Linked DNA regions of Homo sapiens: regions 1 and 3 are each linked to region 2. A link is a contact called in ENCODE Hi-C data. All regions are on one chromosome and are shown on one strand. Each heading gives the region's core, a stretch centred on a gene start or an enhancer-like site at or near the end of the contact. The rest is flanking DNA. Distances are from core to core; before and after follow the strand shown.

The links. Hi-C counts contacts between places; a loop is a spot of excess contacts on that map. Pooled maps may share reads with other maps.
Region 1: a loop to region 2 is called in a map of B cell, with 3 times the contacts of the local background. The contact joins two enhancer-like sites. A Hi-C loop is called at or near these places in 1 of 168 maps with a recorded cell type or tissue (B cell), 2 of 37 single-sample maps with no recorded cell type and 1 of 50 pooled maps.
Region 3: a pooled map shows a loop between it and region 2 (2.6-fold over the local background). The contact joins two enhancer-like sites. A Hi-C loop is called at or near these places in 2 of 37 single-sample maps with no recorded cell type and 2 of 50 pooled maps.

What each region holds. Positions count from the first base shown.
Region 1 is chr2:181,309,825-181,313,731 of GRCh38, reverse strand. All of the region lies in intron 3 of LINC01934 (long intergenic non-protein coding RNA 1934), which reads right to left. Among named protein-coding and RNA genes, the nearest start is that of MIR4437, 6.1 kb to the right of the region's middle. RefSeq lists an enhancer at 815-864 and a silencer at 3,784-3,907. Within about 2 kb of position 1,696, at least 7 of the 41 ENCODE cell types and tissues checked have a DNase peak (open chromatin) inside an H3K27ac peak, as active enhancers do; they include B cell, where a contact is called at or near this core.
Region 2 is chr2:180,332,934-180,336,745 of GRCh38, reverse strand. No RefSeq gene overlaps it. Among named protein-coding and RNA genes, the nearest start is that of EPCART, 210 kb to the right of the region's middle. Within about 2 kb of position 2,070, at least 2 of the 41 ENCODE cell types and tissues checked have a DNase peak (open chromatin) inside an H3K27ac peak, as active enhancers do; they include B cell, where a contact is called at or near this core.
Region 3 is chr2:181,035,237-181,039,632 of GRCh38, reverse strand. The region is part of intron 3 of UBE2E3 (ubiquitin conjugating enzyme E2 E3); the gene reads right to left. Among named protein-coding and RNA genes, the nearest start is that of UBE2E3-DT, 56 kb to the right of the region's middle. Within about 2 kb of position 2,497, at least 2 of the 41 ENCODE cell types and tissues checked have a DNase peak (open chromatin) inside an H3K27ac peak, as active enhancers do.

The DNA of each region.
Region 1 (3,907 bases), core at 447-2,946, 980 kb before region 2:
TTCTATATGAGAAAATTAACTTGACACGAGGAAAGGTTTGTAGATGTTTACCTATGTAAAATTAAGTACCCAAATCAGGAAACAGGAGAGAAAATAAAATGGATTTTATACTTGCTGTAAAGTAAATCAAAAGCATACTCAAATCTGAACGAATTTCCAAATTGTATGACTTTAGGGAATTTTCTTTTAAGCAAATATTTGATCTACACATTGATATTGCACTTCTGCACTGTACTATAAAATACAAAATTTCATAACTGACATAACTATTCTTTGTCTGTAATGTGTAATTTCACAAGTCCTTTGTCACAATCAGACATCTGTATGCTGTGTCTTATGATCAGGAAGAGAAAAGACAATGAAGCTAAAGAGGCCACCCAGAGTAAAAGAACGAAAGAGAGAGAGAGAAAGAGAAAGAAAGAAAGAAAGAAAGAAAGAAAGAAAGAAAGAAAGAAAGAAAGAAAGAGAGAGAGAGAGAGAGAGAGAGAGAAAGAAAGAAAGAAAGAAAGAAAGAAAGAAAGAAAGAAAGAAAGAAAGAAAGAAAGAAAGAAAACCCTGAAAGTTGTTTGTGTTCATTGAAATTTAAGATACGCCAAAGTGCCTCATTGAAAGAGAGAAAACTGTAGAAGACTGAGCAAAAAGCTGGTCTTCCTACTATATAATGTTGAGACTTTTTTTTTTTTTAATGTAAAGTGATTGTAATCACTTGCTCGAATAAAGAAATCTCATCACTCTGGCAACACACTTAACAAACTAAAGAAAAACAAATAATGGAAATCACAGCGTGAGAAAGCTGTACTTGAAATATGCACTTGAGTGTTAGCATCTCTGAACTTTCAGCAGAGTCCTGATTTCGAAGATGGTGACCCAGAGCATGGAGCAGGTGTGAGCCTGGTGACTTTTGCCATGTTCTTTTTTTAGAGTCTGCTGCTGGTATCACTTTTGTCTTTGCCTCTTTAGTCGATTTCCTCATTTGATTGGGTGATTTCTAGAACCTTCTCCAGCTCTCACATTGTTTAACCCTGTACGACAACCTCTTTGGGGTAGCTATAGTGTGACAGGAAACACTAGTAGAGGGGAATTCACCTCTGCTGACCATTGACCCACATTTCCATCCCCGCAAACCACACTTACCCAATACAATTCTCTTTTGCGGATAAACGAGCTAATGATCAGAGAAGTTGAGTAGCTTTCCTTACTCGGCTGAGGGACTGGGAAAGCTGAAAGTCCAGTCAGTCATTTATGGCCCCATAGAACATTTGCTCTCTCTATACCAGCATTAACATTTTATTTGACTTTGCCCAAAATTGTCTATGAAGATCTGATTTAAACAATCTTTAGATTACCAGAAATTCTTATAAAATTCTGATTTCCTCCTTTTGTTGCTGTTGAGCCCTCCATCTGATGTTCTGCTTTCCTGAGACGTGTTTACTTAAACCATTGAGAGTGTATGTTTCCTCAAAGACATATTTCTCCAGAGAAAGGCTGAAAATACTATTTTAAGAAAGCTATCATTTTCTTGAGGCAGGTGGATAAATATATTTATGTCTGCTTTTGTTTTTTACTCCCTATTATCTAAAAACAATACTCCGAGGTTTATGTAAATTAGAGTGAACTTTTGCAGAGGGAAAAGCCTTTGCAAGAAATACCGATTACAAGCTGCAGTTCTCCTCCCTGATCACGCCCCACCCTTAGCAGCTGCTTCTGCTTCTTCTAAGCATCTACATCCAGCACTGGGGCATTTAATCTTCTGGTTTGGAGCTGAACATCAGGGTGCAACCAGCCCTCCTACTATACATATGTAATAGAATTAATACGGATTGGAAATAAAAAGACTAGTCATCCCTCAGGCACTGTACTAGACATTGATGTGAACTAAACAGACTTGGACCTCTCCTGGAGGAGCTTAGAGTATAGGGCAGGATCATCCAGTAGCGTCCCCACACACCTTGTATGACTATTTAAACATAAATTAATTCAAATTAAATAGAATTTAAAACTAAGTTTCTCAGTCACACATTGGCCTAATTCAAAGGCTCAATAGTCACATATGGACAGTGGCTTCCCTAATGGACAGCCCGGATTTTAGAACATTTCCATCAATACAGAAAGTTGTAATGAACAATGCTGGTAAAATCTATCACTAGAAGCATGGAATAAAATCAAGGTTCACCTGCCAGGACAGTAACACCAAGTCAGTGCAGGAGAGAAATCCCCAAAAATGGGTTTTCAGGTTTGGCAGAGAACTTGGAAATAGATGTAAATGTACAGATATGCACATACATACCCAAGTTCAATATGTACCTGGATCTATTTCTAGAATTTCCATTCAGTTCCACTCATCAGTCTTTTTATCATGAGCTGGTGACACACTGTTTAAAAGATTTATAGTATAAAAAGATTTAAGTATAAAAGATTTATACTAGGTTTTAACATTTGTTATAACTAGTTCCCACTTACAGCTTTTCTTTTTAGTGTTTTTTTTTTTTTTTTTTTTTTTTTGAAACAGGGCCTCACTCTGTCACCCAGCCTGCTGGAGTGCTCACTGCCTGGCTCACTGCAACCTTGACCTCCCAGGCTCAAGTGATTCTCCTGCCTCAGCCTCCTGAGTAACTGGGACCACACTTGGTTATTATTATTTTTTTTAATGTTTTGTAGAGACAGGGCCTCACTAATGTTGCCTAGGCTGGTCATAAACTCCTGGGCTCAAGCAGTCCTCTCACCAAGGCCTCGCAAAGTGCTGGGATTATAGGCATAAGCCACCATGCCAGGCCCTATTCTTGTGTATGTATTTTTCTGCATAAACTTTAAAATAAACTTGTCTAGCTTCATAAAAACGCATGTTGATATTTTTATTGTACTTTTCATTTTTTCACATATTTTTGTTTGAAATATTTTTCCATATTTTAACCTGATTTTTTTTTCAGAGTATCTTTGGTTATAACATAGATTGCTATTTTTCTTTATAAAATGCAATTTTGGTAATAAATAATAAATTAATACATCCATGTTATGAATTAGTTTTCTTTTTTCATTTTATAAAATTTTAATTGAACTAAAACAAATATAACATTTTATACCTTTTTAAGTGTACAGTTTAGTAGTACACTATACTAAATCTATAGCAGAATTATGAGAGTTTTATATACCATCATTATGATAACAGTCTTATACTTGTATATATATTTACCTTTTATAGAGAGCTTTATATTTTCCTATGGTTTCATATGAAATCATATTATTTCATTGTTTCATTTTTCAATGTGAAGAATTCACTTTAGCATTTTTTTCTTTTATCATTACTTATTTATCTATTTTTAGTTCTGGGATATATGTGCAGGAGTGCAGGTTTGTTACATAGGTAAATGTGTGCCATAGGAAATAGTTATTTTCAACATCAAAATTATGTAAATAATATTTATTGAGCCTATTTTATATTAAGAACATTATATGTATTCTTAAATCCTCACAAATATAAAATATAAATTATTATCTATTTTATAGACAAGAAATCTGAAGCATGTAGAGATTAAGCCACTTGTCTAGAATATTTAAGCTGGGTCTATCTAAAATTAGAGCTCTGCACATATTGAAAACGTGAACTACTGCTTATTTTATAAAGTAACATTTATCAGAGTCCAAGTCATACAAAATTCCATAAAGAGAATGCATTTGGTTTCACTTGTGTTATAACAATCAGAAGAAAGATAGAATAATTATTTTTACTGAATTTGATTTTAAATGGTTGGTGACCACTAAAATGCATACGATAGTCTACAATGAAATAATATCAGACTCAAGAAAGTTGTGTTCCAGCCCCGTCATTATTACTGCTTAGCCAGGCATGTTTTGAGGGGATAGTTAATCCCTCTCTGTAGCTTGTCTTCTCTACTTTGAAATGGCATTG
Region 2 (3,812 bases), core at 821-3,320:
AAAAATGTTGCAGGACTTTTCCATTCAGCCATAAATGGGGTTCTTTGTCCCACAGCCATGAAAATTCAGACTCACAGACAATTTAAATGGTGGGTAAGACAGGGTTTTATTGGGTGAAAAGGAAGAAAAGAGGGAAACAGGGACTCTTACAAAGCCAGAGTCCTTGCTAGAGTGCTTTCTGCCAGCAGCTTGGATCCTAGGTTCCACACAAGAAGAGGAGAGGCCAGCATCCTCCCCACTGCAAACTGCACGAACTTCCCGAGGCTCAACCCCAGTGTGCAGCCTGGCTGGAGTTTTTCCAGGGACCCCCTCCCACCTGGCTGTCTCACTTGGTTGGAGATATATATTCAGGTGAGAAGGATGTGGGAATTGAAGTGTAAATGAAAGTAGGACTTCAATAATCAGGAAAGAGAATTCCAGACAAAAGGAAAAGCAGGAGCAAAGTAGTAAAAGTAAACATGAGTTGGTAGTATTAGAACAATAATGAAGGTTAAGGCTCAGGAAAGTGAGGGTTTCTGTGGTTGAGATAGCTAGAGATACCTAGAGATCACATGGCATAAACATTGTGGAAGAAAATTTTGGAAGTTCAGATAAACAATTGAGAAATAGTATATAATGTAAAAAGTAGACTATGATTTAAGATTTGAACTCTCCTATTAGTATTTGTATTGGTATTAGTATTGGCATTAGTATCAGTATTAGTGTTGGTATTGGTATTGAAGGAGGTCAAAAGGTGAGTAAAATATATTTCTTTCCATCAAATAGCTTAGAGTGATAAAGGGATTTGGGAAAATACAATTAAGCATAATCTAAGGCAGTTTGCTAAACACCAATGAAATGGTACTAGTAAAAGTACACCAAGAATTCTAAGTCTTCTGGATGTGAAGGTTTACAGTTTTAATGAAAATGGAGAGATAATTTGAAAAGTAATTCTAAAACCTCTGATCTAAAGTATCTAATACTCTAAGGCTATCTTTTTCTCTAGTATCCAACTCAGCCATAATTCAAGTTCAAATTCTATGTGACTGTAAGATGCCCATTTTCTCTTCATAGCCATCCTTGTCAGATGTCTTGCTTCAGATAAGTGCTTCTGGGAAATCCCCAACTCCCATCATCTCTGGCCATCCTGTTGCTTCTCAGTGAAGCTACTGCTCACTTGAATTCACCTTGGTTCCAATGCCTATACATAGGTCACCCACCTCTTTAGGCTCCCAGGCATATGTAGACAATAAGATGTAGGGATTAAAACTAAGTGGAAGGAAATCTTAAAACTAGATATCAGGTAACAGTACCACAAAACTAAAGATCCCAAGTATCTCTTGATAATGTCCTTAAACAGAAAATTTCATAAGACCCATCTGTCTTCTTCATTCCTGACATGCTAGTCTTTGTACCACTACTCTCCACCAACCGACTTGAGTTTCCCTTATTTCTGTGCTTTTTCTTAAGATCCAGCTTCCCAGTCAGTTTCTAGGTCTTACCACAGAAAGATAAAAATAAACTAATATTAAACTATTTTCCCATTATGAAATAAATTATATTTTATGTAACTGAATACATTATTTAACAGTCGCATCTGTTTTTGGAATCACTAATTTTAGATTTCAAAAGCTGTGGGTAGGACTACATAACTATAAATCTCACTAAAGAGTCTCCCTTAAAGATATAATTTAGCTTTTGCTCTAAAATTCAGAAACTGAGCTGACATGGTGGCTTGCACCTGTAACTTCAACTACTTGGGAGTTGGAATTAAGTAATCCTCCCACCCTGAGGTGTTCGAGACCAGCCTAGGCAACATGGCAAGACCCTGTCTCTAATGACAAAATAAAATAAAATTCAGGAACTGTTGTAATTTTAGAAATATAATTTTTCCTTATTTAAGAAATAGAAATGGTAGCGGTGTTGCTGATGGAAATTTATGCTTTGAAACATCCGTTGAGCTCTCAGTATCTCTTATCAACTATTTTACTGGTTTTTAGTCATCTTTCTGTTCACTTCCTTTTTTCTCTGTTTTTCAATGTCACTTTTGACTCTCTCATACATGCACCCATTCTCACTTCCTCAAAATCTTGATTCCACCTGCCTCATAGATTTTCAAGCTTTTCTAACAATAATCTCCTCTCTCTCTCTCTTTACCTTCTTTCCCCATCCCTTCTTCTTTCTCCTCTCTTGCCTTTCTGTTACTGCCTCTATCATTTCCCATCATTTGGTCTATCGACATTTTCAAGTTTCTACAAATTTAACATGATTCTCGGACTCTGTATCCATCACTTATTCCTATAAAAGTTGTCTCTTTTCTTTACAACCAAACTTTCTGAAAATTGTGGTTTTTGTTTGTCTGATAATAGCATTTCCCTCTGCCTCTTAAATAATAGATTAGCACAATATGGAATTATAGATTGGCATTTTTTCTTTTCTTTTTTTACTTTAATTTTGGGTACATGGTCTATATATTTATAGGGTAAATAAGATGTTTTGAAGTGGACATGCAATGCATAATAATCACATAATGTAAAATGGGGTTTCTGTACCCTCAAGCATTTATCTTTTGTGTTTAAAACAATCCAATTATACACTTCTAGTTATTTTTAAATGTATAATTAAATTATTATTCACAATAGTCACCCTGCTGCACTCTCATCAAATACTAGGTTTTAGTCATTCTTTCTAATTATTTTTTGGTACTCACTAACCATCTCCATTTCCACCCCCCACCTGTCACCCACTACCTTCTCAGACACTGGTAACCACCATTCCATTCTCTATAAGTTCAATTGTTCTGATTTTCAGATTCCACAAACAAGTGAGAACATGCGATGTTTGTCTTTCTGTTACTGGCTTATTTTACTTAATATAATAACCTCCAATTCCATTCGTGTTGTTGCAAATAACAGAATCTAATTATTTTTATGGCTAAATAGTACTCCATTGTGTATAAGTACCATATTTTCTTTATCCATTCATCTGTTGATAGACACTTAGGTTGCATTCAAATTTTGGCTATTGTGAACAGTGCTGCAACAAACATGGAAGTGCTGCTGATTTCCATTCTTTTGGGTATATACCCAGTAGTAGGATTACTGAATCATATGGTAGCTCTATATTTAGTTTTTTAGTAACCTCCACACTGAAGGTTCTCCACAGTTGCTGTACTAATTTACATTCCTACCAACAGTGTACCAGAATTCCTTTTCTTCTACATCCTCACCAGCATTTGTTATTGCTTGACTCTTAGGTAAAAGCCATTTTGACCCAGGTGAGATGATATTTCATTGTAGTTTTGATTTACATTTCTCCAATGATCAACTGTGTTGAGCACCTTTTAGTATGCCTGTTTGCCGTTTGTTTGTCTTCTTTTGAGAAATGTCTATGCAAGTCTTTTGCGCATTTTTTCATTAGATTATTAGAATTTATTCCTACAGGGTTTTTGAGCTCTTTATATATTCTGGTTATTAATTCCTTGTCAAATGGGTAGTTTGCACATATTTTCTTCCATTCTGTGGATTGTCTCTTCACTTTGTTGGTTGTTTTGCTGTGCAGAAGCTTTTTCACTTGATGTGATCCCATTTGTCCATTTTTGCTTTGGTTGCCTGTGCTTGTTGGGTATTACTCAAGAAAGTTTGGTCCAGATCAATGTCTTGGAGGTTTTCCCCAGTATTTTCTTATAGTATTTTCATAGTTTGAGGTCTTAGATTTATCTTTAGTCAATTTTCATTTGATTTTTTTGTATAAGATAATAGAGAGGAGCCTAGTTTCATTTTTCTGCATATCAATATCCAGTTTTCCCAGTACCATTTATTGAAGAGACTGTC
Region 3 (4,396 bases), core at 1,248-3,747, 700 kb before region 2:
TAGCATTTGTACACTTGTTTTTTTGTAGAGATGGGAGTCTCGCCATGTTGCTCAGGATGGTCTCAAACTCCTGAGTTCAAGCAATCTGCCCACCTCGAAATCCCAAAGTGCTGGGATTACAGGCGTGAGCCACCACACCAGTCCCTGTACACTCTTAAGACAATGTTTTTACATTCGACCACAGGCATTCTAGTTATAAGTCGCCCTCCCAGCCGCTCCAGGAGCCAGAATGCTCGTCTGCACCCACTTTTTGAACTAAAAGTATATTCATTACATTTTCAATGTAGCCATTTATTGTATTTTTCAAATGTTTTTAATCAGCTTTGAAGTATAAATTTATTTATAAAATTTATTCACCATTTTGAAATAAACACTGCTAAGTTTTGACAAATGTATAGTCCTGTAACATCACTACAACCATGATATAGAGCATATCCACCACCCCAAAAATGTTTCCTCGTTCCACTGCAATGACCCTATTTCCAAAAAAAAAAAAAAAAAAAAAAAAAGGTCACATTCTGAGGTACTGGAGGTTAGGACTTAAACATACCATTTTGGAGGATGTAATTTAACCAGTAACACTGAGTCACATGGTAGTAAGTGTATGTTTATAGTAAGAAACCCCAAAACTGTTATCCCAAGTGGCCATACCATTTTGCCTTCTCAATGGTAATGTATGAGAGTTTCAACGGCTACACATCCTTCCTCATCCTGTTTTTTTATAATTATTTTAACCATTCTAGTCAGTATGTAGTTGTATTTCATCGTGGTTTTAATTTGCATTTTTCTAACGACTAATGATGTGTAAGCACCACTGTTATTCATACAGCTTCATCAGTAACATCTCTATTCAAATCTTTTGTCCATTTTAAATTGGTTTGTCTATTAAGATATAAGACTTGTATGTTAAGACTTGCATGTTCTGGATACAAGTCTTTTATCAGACAGAGGTTTTCAAATTATTTTCTCCCTTTCTGTGATTTGCCTTTTCATCTTCTCAACAGTGTCTTTTACTTTAAGTTCCACCTGCCAATTATTTTATTTCTTGCTTTTGTCCTAAGAGATTTTTACTTAATCCAAGGGCATAAAATTTTGCTCTTACATTATATTCTAGAAGTTATAGCTTTAGCTCCTACATTTAGGTCAATGACCCATTTTGAATTAATTTTTGTATGGTCATGTGTCACTTAATGTTTAACAACAAGAATATGACCTCAGAAATGTGTCATTCGGGGATTTTGTCATTTTTCAAACATCATAGCGTATTTACACAAAGCTAGATGGTACAGCCTACTACACACTTAGGTTATATGGTATAGCCTATTGCTCCCAGGCTACAAACTCACACAGTATGTTATTATATAGAATACTGTAGGCAACTGTAAAACAATGTGATTTGTGTATCTAAACACACAGGAAAGGTACAGTAAAAATGATATAAAAGATAAAAAGTGGTACACTTGTATTGGGCACTTACCACAATGGAGCTTTCAGGACTGGAAGTTGGTCTGGGTGAGTCAGGGGTGAGTAGTGAAGGCGTAGGATGTATCTGTGCACTACTGCAGGCTTTATAAACACTTAGGCTATACTAAATTTATACAAAAATACTTTTCTTCCACAATAATAAATTAACTTTAGCTTACTATAACTTTTATTTTGTGCTTAGAGACAAGATCTGACTTTGTCACTCAGACCAGAGTGCAGTGGTATGATCATAGTTCACTGCAATCTTGAACTCCTGGGCTCAAGTGGTCCTCCCACCTCAGCCTCCCAAGCACCTGGGACTACAGGCATATGCCACCATGCCCGCTAATTTTTAAATTTTTTGTAGAGATGGTGTCTTGCTATATTGCCCAGGCTGGCCTCAAACTTCTGGCCTCAAATAATCCTCCCCCCTTAACCTCCTAAAAGTGCTGGCATTACAGGTGTGAGCCTGGCTGTAACTTTTTTACTATGTCAACTTAAAATTTTTTTTTAACTTTCTGATTCTTCTGTAGTAACACTGAGCTTAAAACACAAACACAGTGTATAGCTGTACAAAAATATTTTCCTTTGTATTTGTCTATAAGCTTTTTTATTTTTAAAAGTTATTTTATTTAATTTTTTAAACTTTTTTTGTAAAAACTAAGACACAAACATACACATTAGCCTAGGCTCACACAGGCTCAGGAGCATATATATCACTACTGTCTTCCACCGCCACATCCTGTTCCACTGTAGGGTCCTCATGAGCAATAACATACACATAGAGCTGTCATCTCCTATAACAATGCCTTCTCCTGCAATACCTCCTGAAAGAACTGCCTGAGGCTGTTTTAGAGTTAACTTTAAAAAAATAAGGAGTACACTCTAAAATAACAATAAAAAGTACAGTAAATACATAAACCAGGAACACAGTTGTTTATTATCAAGTATGTACTACATATAATTATATTTGCTGGCAGCACAAGTTTGTTTCCACCAGCATCACCACAAACATGTGAGTAATGCACTGTCTGACGATGCTACGATGACTACAACCTCAATTAGGTGACAGGAATTTTTCAGCTCTATCATAATCTTCTGGAACCACCATTATATATGAGGACTGTTGTTCATCAAAATGTCATTATACAATGCATAACTATGGATGATGTGAGGTCACAATCAAGGTTCAATACAGTAAGTCTTCGCTTAATGTTGTGGATAGGTTCTTGGAAACTGCAACTTTATGTGAAATGACATATACTGAAACCAATTTAACCACAGGCTAATTGACATAAACAAGATTTAAGTTCCTATGTCATATTTCTGGTCACAACATCACCAAAATTTACTAAATAAAGACCAAAATATTTCTAATATCAAGCATTGAAATAAATGTGAGCTATACATACAGTTAAGAAAAGTTAATAAAAAACAAGTTAGAGTATTGTTTACCCACTTATTCCAGTTCAGGGTAGAGGGTGGCTGAAGAGTTCCAGCAGCCCAGGGCACAGGGTGTGAACCATCCCTGGACAGGATGCTCCTGCATCACTGGGCACACTTTCACATAACCCCCACACCCCCTCACTCACTCAGGTGGGGACAATTTAGGCACACCAATTCACTTAACATGCACATCTCTGAAATTTAGGAGGGAACCAGAATACACGGAGAAAGCCCACACAGACACGGGAGAAGATGCAAACTCCACACAATGGCCCCTGCCAGGAATCAGGTTTTTTCCTCATGAACGTTGTAAGTACAATACAATGTTGAATGAACCATTATTCAAGGACCTGCTGTATTTTGTGTATAGATACTCAGTTATTCTAACACTTTATGTCGAAATCCTTTCCCTACTGAATTACCTTGGCATTTCTGCTGAAAATCAACTGACCATTTATGTGTGGATCTACTTCTGGGCTCCTTATTCTGTTTCACTGATCTATATGCCCAACCCATGCCAATACCACACTATTTTGATTACTCTATGTTTACCTAGTACGTCAGAATCAAGTAGTATGAGTCCTCCAACTTCGTTCTTTCTTTGCAAAAATTAGAATGTACAAGATGTTGCCTGTTGCCTGCTGTGAGCCAAGTCCTTCATTCTGTCCATTTCAATAAGGAATTTGGTATTTCAAACATACCACTCAAGAAATCAGGATTGACTTTACTGTTTGAAGAATGCACTGTACTGACATCACTTACCACATTGGAGGCTTACTTTATACCTATAGAGTTCAACACCAAACAAAATAAATCTTAAATTCTGAGACAGCTGGCCATTAAATTATGAGTAAAATTCATCATCAGCTTATATTACCTATTATGTGACCTTCCTCTGTTCCTGTGGTAAAAACCCTTGGGAACAATCAAGTACAACTATATATCAGGGGTGTCCACACTAAAAAAAGAATTGTCTTGGGTCACATATAAAATACACTAACATTAATGACACCCGATGAGCTTAAAAAAAATTGCAAAAAAAATCTAATAATGTTTCAAGGAAGTTTTCGAATTTGTGTTGGGCTAGAAAAACGTCCTGGGACGCATGTGACCCACGGGTCATGGGTTGAACAAGCTTGCTATGTATCATTACTAATATATTACTAATGAGCTTAGCATTGCATGCTTTTTACATGTTTATTAAAGTATACATATATAATATTACTAAGAGTAATATATAATACATCTACTGAAAGTAATATATATCACTAGTAAGAGTAGTTATTACTATTTAAAAAGTAATTCATATTTTTTATAAATACATTTTAAAATAAAGAACATGGTAACATTTCCATGACAATGACAAAAGCTGTGTTTAAGTTCAAAAAGAAAAATCAGCAGCTGACAGTACTACTGCAACCCTTGAAAGAATAGTTCAGAAAAAGGAATATACATTTATAGCCTTACATCATGCAAATCATAGTAT